Linked DNA regions of Homo sapiens: region 1 is linked to region 2. A link is a contact called in ENCODE Hi-C or POLR2A ChIA-PET data. All regions are on one chromosome and are shown on one strand. Each heading gives the region's core, a stretch centred on a gene start or an enhancer-like site at or near the end of the contact. The rest is flanking DNA. Distances are from core to core; before and after follow the strand shown. Region 1 has its middle 49 kb from the start of LINC02344. Region 2 overlaps KL (klotho).

What was found. Hi-C counts contacts between places; a loop is a spot of excess contacts on that map. ChIA-PET counts read pairs that join two places held with the same protein, here RNA polymerase II (POLR2A). Pooled maps may share reads with other maps.
Region 1: a map of naive thymus-derived CD4-positive, alpha-beta T cell shows a loop between it and region 2 (5-fold over the local background). The contact joins two enhancer-like sites. A Hi-C loop is called at or near these places in 1 of 168 maps with a recorded cell type or tissue (naive thymus-derived CD4-positive, alpha-beta T cell) and 2 of 50 pooled maps. POLR2A ChIA-PET finds 5 or more read pairs at or near these places in 1 of 52 experiments (activated CD4-positive, alpha-beta memory T cell).

Annotation. Positions count from the first base shown.
Region 1 is chr13:33,382,494-33,385,193 of GRCh38, reverse strand. It overlaps a transcript of STARD13 not described here. Among named protein-coding and RNA genes, the nearest start is that of LINC02344, 49 kb to the right of the region's middle. Within about 2 kb of position 1,278, at least 2 of the 41 ENCODE cell types and tissues checked have a DNase peak (open chromatin) inside an H3K27ac peak, as active enhancers do.
Region 2 is chr13:33,056,342-33,059,041 of GRCh38, reverse strand. The region is part of intron 3 of KL (klotho); the gene reads right to left. Among named protein-coding and RNA genes, the nearest start is that of KL, 41 kb to the right of the region's middle. Within about 2 kb of position 1,441, at least 3 of the 41 ENCODE cell types and tissues checked have a DNase peak (open chromatin) inside an H3K27ac peak, as active enhancers do.

The sequences.
Region 1 (2,700 bases), core at 29-2,528, 330 kb before region 2:
ATCTGGATTTCCAAGGTGTGTTGAAACTATTATCAACCCAGACATGCATATATATATATATATATATTCCGAACCTTTCTTCCAAACTAAAAATCTGGATTTCCAAGGTGTGTTGAAACTATTATCAATCCAGACATGCATGTGTATATATATATATTCCGAACCTTTCTTCCAAACTAAAAATCTGGATTTCCAAGGTGTGTTGAAACTATTATCAACCCAGACATGATTCAGGAAAAAGATTATGTATATTCTTTGGAGTCTCTTTCTATTCTCTGCCATCATTTTGGTTCCATATGTAGGTCATCTGCTCTCTGCTAGTTTACCACCCATGCTCTTCCCATGGAGCCCTGGGCACATTTAACTAAGTCCCTCCTTGCTCAGCATGCAGTCTTTTTTGAGGGTAGAGGTGGGTGGAGTAAGGATTAAGGAGATGGGCAGGATATGAGTACCACAGTGGATGAAGAGATCAAAGAGTTTGAGGACTACATTTCTGTAGAACACGGTGGGTGTCATTAACTAAACCATTAGAGTAGTTTCAATACTCTGTACTTTGAGTCCTTATTCTACAATTCAAATTAGTATATTCTATTTTTATGCTAATTCACTGTTGTACTACTCTACTTCCAGGATTATTTACTTTTGTGCTACAGTACATAACTGCTACATTTTAAAGTTCATTGCAGCTTATTAATATTAAATGACGTGATTCAAAAGCATTTGCTTTCTCGGGCCAGTGGACACAGAGTACTCTTAAGATGCATTAAAATATGGATTGGTCAGTGTTTAACAAACCCTACTGAGTGGTTTCTGTGATTTAACAGTCAGCTTCCCGGACTCTTAGCTTGGCTGGCAACATGACAGTGCTTTAACCATTGATTTAGAAACTGAAGAGAAGGATTTCCGTTCAACAGCCACCAAGTAATAAACAGCAGGGTTAAAGCTAAAGGAAGAAGCTACCTAGTTGTTATTATTGGTTGTTAGATTCAAAGCAATGTCACTGTTCCTTTTATCTGAGTACAGCCTGTGATCAGACCTCATTGTACAAGACACTGTCCTTAAGCCTTAGTTATCTTTGCTGTAGAGCTGGGCTAGCCAACCAAGTTGCTCTCCCAGGGATAATTTATCTTGCAGGTGACACATTAAATAGAACCACGCAATCAAAGTTTGAATTCTAGCCTTCTGTTGTCTTGGTTGGTCAGGCTAAATTAATAATCGAACCTGGTGCCCTTGAACGAGCTCCCTGCTGTATACATTTAGCTGGCCAAACCACTTCCCCTCCCCCGACACTCCACCTCCTCATGGATGAAAACTTCTGGTAGAAAAACAAACTCACGAAGGAGAAAAGTACCAGGTGCATGAGACATGCAGATGACTAGAAAGGGAATGTGCAGCTTCGTGTTCGTGTTTCTTTTTTTTTTTTTTTTTTTTTTTTTTTTGAGACAGTCTCACTCCGTTTCTCAGACTGGAGTGTAATGGCACAATTTCAGCTCACTGCAACCTGTGCCTCCCAGGTTCAAGCAATTCTTCTGCCTCAGCCTCCCAAGTAGCTGGGATTACAGGTGCATGCCACCATGCCCTGCCAATTTTTTTCTTTTTTTTTTGTATTTTTAGTAGAGATGGGGTTTTGCCACGTTGGCCAGCCTGGTCTCAAACTTCTGATCTTAGGTGATCCACCTGCCTTGGCCTCCCAAAGTGCTGGGATTACAGGTGTGAGCCACTGCACCCAGCCACAGCTTTGTATTTCAAATCAAACACTGACTGTGTGCCAGTTACACTGGTCCCTGCAGAAGCCATTGCCAGACCTTTTTTTTTGACACAGGGTCTCACATTGTTGCCCAGGTGGGAGTTCACTGCAGCCTCGACCTTTTAGCCTCAAGCGATTCTCCTGCCTGGGACTCCCAAAGTGCTGGGATTACAGACATGAGCCACTGTGGCCAGCCTTACTGCCAGATTCTTCTCCGTGTGTAGTATTCCGTGGTAAACTCAGCCTCAAAGGAAGCATACGCTACCCATGTGGCATGTCTGTGAGACAAAGAAAGGGAAATAGTGGGAGAAACATGAAATGTCTTATGAGGGAATCTAAATAAATTTTGAAAGTTTGATTTCCAATATTTCATTTTTCAATTTATAATGGAAGCTCTAACTAGATGTTACCCACCATCCCAGACCAGCCCAGACCCACTAGGCCAAAAATATTTAAAGTATGTAAATGCCAATTATGTTGCGTATATAAATAAAGTACTGCCTGGAAGCTAGATATCATGGAATGATACTAAAGGCAGTTAAGTTTACGTTGTTCACTAATTATAATAGTAATAGCTAATATTTATTTAGCTATCAACAGAATAGCTAAATCATAGGAATACCATTTTTCTATAATGCTTATCGGTGGAAGAGCATTTATTTCTTATCAGTGTTACCAATGTAATCATGTTCTTCTGTAATTTCAAACATAAGATAGCCTATTTGTTACCAATGGAATCGCATTTTTCTGTAATTTCAAATGAGGCCTAGGCTATAGCCAATATATGTAGAGTCACAATTTCTACTCTCTTAAATTATGGCCTTTTAGAGTTCTTGAATCCATGTTTATTTGTTTACTTAACATTTGTGTGCTGGATGCTACAATGCAATATCGAGCAGAATCAGGGTCCCTCCCTTCATAGATTTCAGAGCCTACTGAAAGGACCAACAGTA
Region 2 (2,700 bases), core at 192-2,691:
GGAGAGATAAGTGTGTTTATAAAGAAAAGTCATTAAAAACAGCATGTCAAAGGGAAATTGCCTTTTCTGGAGAATTGTCCCTTGCAGAACACCCACACATGCACTTCCCCTAATGCTGTGGGAATGCTGTCAGAGTATTTTTCCACTGTGATGCACCCCACAAATCATGTTTCCTTAGCTTTGAAGGACAGAATATTTGCACGCTCTTTTGAAGCGTTCAGAGTTTGAAGGAATTTTTTGGATTATTTTTATAGAGCTCTGAGTTGACTAAATTCATAACTTTTTTTTTTAACCGTGATTGTTCCAAAACAACAGCTTTTATTCAGTCCATCTGAAAACAAATATGAAAGACTAGGGTATCATTTCTGGAGGAAAAAAAAAGTTTCTTGAAAATACAGGACAGGCCGGGCATGGTGGCTCACGCCTGTAATCCCAGCACTTTGGGAGGCCGAGGTGGGTGGATCCCGAGGTCAGGAGATTGAGACCATCCTGGCTAACACAGTGAAACCCGGTCTCTACTAAAAATACAAAAAATTAGCCGGGTGCGGTGGCGGGCACCTGTAGCCCCAGCTACTCAGGAGGCTGAGGCAGGAGAATGGCGTGACCTTAGGAGGCGGAGCTTGCAGTGAGCCGAGATCACGCCACTGCACTCCAGCCTGGGCGACAGAGCAAGACTCTGTCAAAAAAAAAGAAAAAAAAAAAAAGAAAATACAGGACTTTTGGGGCAAAATTCCACCTAACCTCCATTAATTTGTTAACTAAGATTTTACTAAAAAAATAAAATAGTGAAGTTGGACCTTTCAGAAGGAACGGCTATTAAAACATGTATTTAGTATGTTATGGGAGAAACTTTCTCCTAACAGGGACCAATGTTAAAGAGGCTCTATGTCCTCACTACATAGTGAGTTCAATATTTATATTAACTATGAGCATCCGTGGTTATGGGAAAACAAACCTCTCAGCCGAGAAAGTGGGTCCAAGTAAAGTGACAATCCATGTGAATGAGCCTAAAGTCAGGTTGTGTGCTTCTTAGGATATTATTTTTCAAGTTGTTCAGGTGAAATGCATGCCTCAAACACTGAAAGTCTGAAATACTAGCCAGGAGGGAAAAGATGAAGTTCAGTGGTTTAAAAATCACTTCTCAGGACTTTAATATAATGTCTTAAAGCTGTAGAGTACTGTTTGTAAGTGAAAACACACACACCTCAGAACTGACATACAAAGAACTTATTTTGACTACGTCAGGTCAGTTAGGGAGTTAGCTTGAGAAGGGTACTGTCAATATAACACAAAGCCTGAGGTGAAAACCAGAAGAAGAAAATAGCAATTGCAGCCTTTCCCCACCAGGGAGCTTCCAGAGAAGCTCTCATCTGCTGTGGGTTTGAGAGTGACTTAATTTTGTGTTTGTTGGGTTCTGCACAGGAGGAGACTGCCAGGAGGAGGGGTGGGGTCCCCAAGCTGATGAGGAAAAAAGGACCGTGTGATCTGAGAGAGAGACCTCTGGGGCCAATTAGTGGCTGACCTTAGGTCAGATTCTAAAACAATAGCTTCTAGAGTGTAGTAGGAAAAGGAATTATCTCCCATCTCCCTTGCTATTCACTGCTATACTTATTGCTTCTGACCAGCGTTTTCTCTTCTCCCTCAAGGAAATAGGATGTACCCTTAAGACTTTCTCACTATTTACCAATTCCCAAAGCCAGCGCACAGCCCCCTGATGAGGAATAGAACAGGAGAAGTAGGGCTCCCTCCGACACCCCCACTCTTGTTCTGCATTCGTTCCCATGATCTGCACAGCAATGCTGGCTGGGAGATTGTGCCGCATACAAAGGACTGAACCTGCCAGACTCAGGCTGCTATCAGAGATCCGTGCTCAGCAGGGAGCAGGCAGAAGGTCAAGAGATAGAACAAGGACCAGGGACCATCCGATCTATCCCCAACCCCAGTAAAGAGGAGGAGGAAGGAAGGCTACGGAGGTCTTCTTCCCTTTCTCCTCCCCTTCTTCCTCACCAGCCTCACTTCTCCCACCTCAGATCCTCTCTGAACCCCACAGTGGAATCCACTCTGAGGAGGGAAATTAGGATAAGGAGATTTCAAATAGCAGGAGGCTGGGAGAGAAGGAGAGAGTCGGGGCAGGGCAGAAAATTGCACACCGAGCAGGAGGGAGCTCAGAAGCCTTTCTCCTGGGCTCACATATCCTGGCATAAAAGATGACACATCCAGTCATTTTTTTTTTTAAGAGACGGACTCTTGCTCTGTCACCCAGGCTGGAGTGCAGTGGCGCAATCTCGGCTCACTGCAAGCTCCGCCTCCTGGGTTCATGCCATTCTCCTGCCCCAGCCTCCAGAGTAGCTGGGACTACAGGTGCCCGCCACCACACCCGGATAATTTTTTTTTTTTTTTTTGTATTTTTAGTAGAGACGGGGTTTCACCGTGTTATTCAGGATGGTCTTGATCTCCTGACCTCATGATCCGCCCGCCTCGGCCTCCCAAAGTGCTGGGATTACAGGCGTGAGCCAGTCATCTTTTAAATGGAAGGCGAGGGTTTAAGTCTGAGACTGCCTGTAAAATGAACTGGGTGGTCTGAAAAAGAAGAATAATCCCAACCAGCAAAAAATGTACTAAGGATGGTGTTAATTTATTTCCTTATAAATAAAAGATTTCAATTGGATATTTACAAGAAAACAGCAACCCATTTCACAT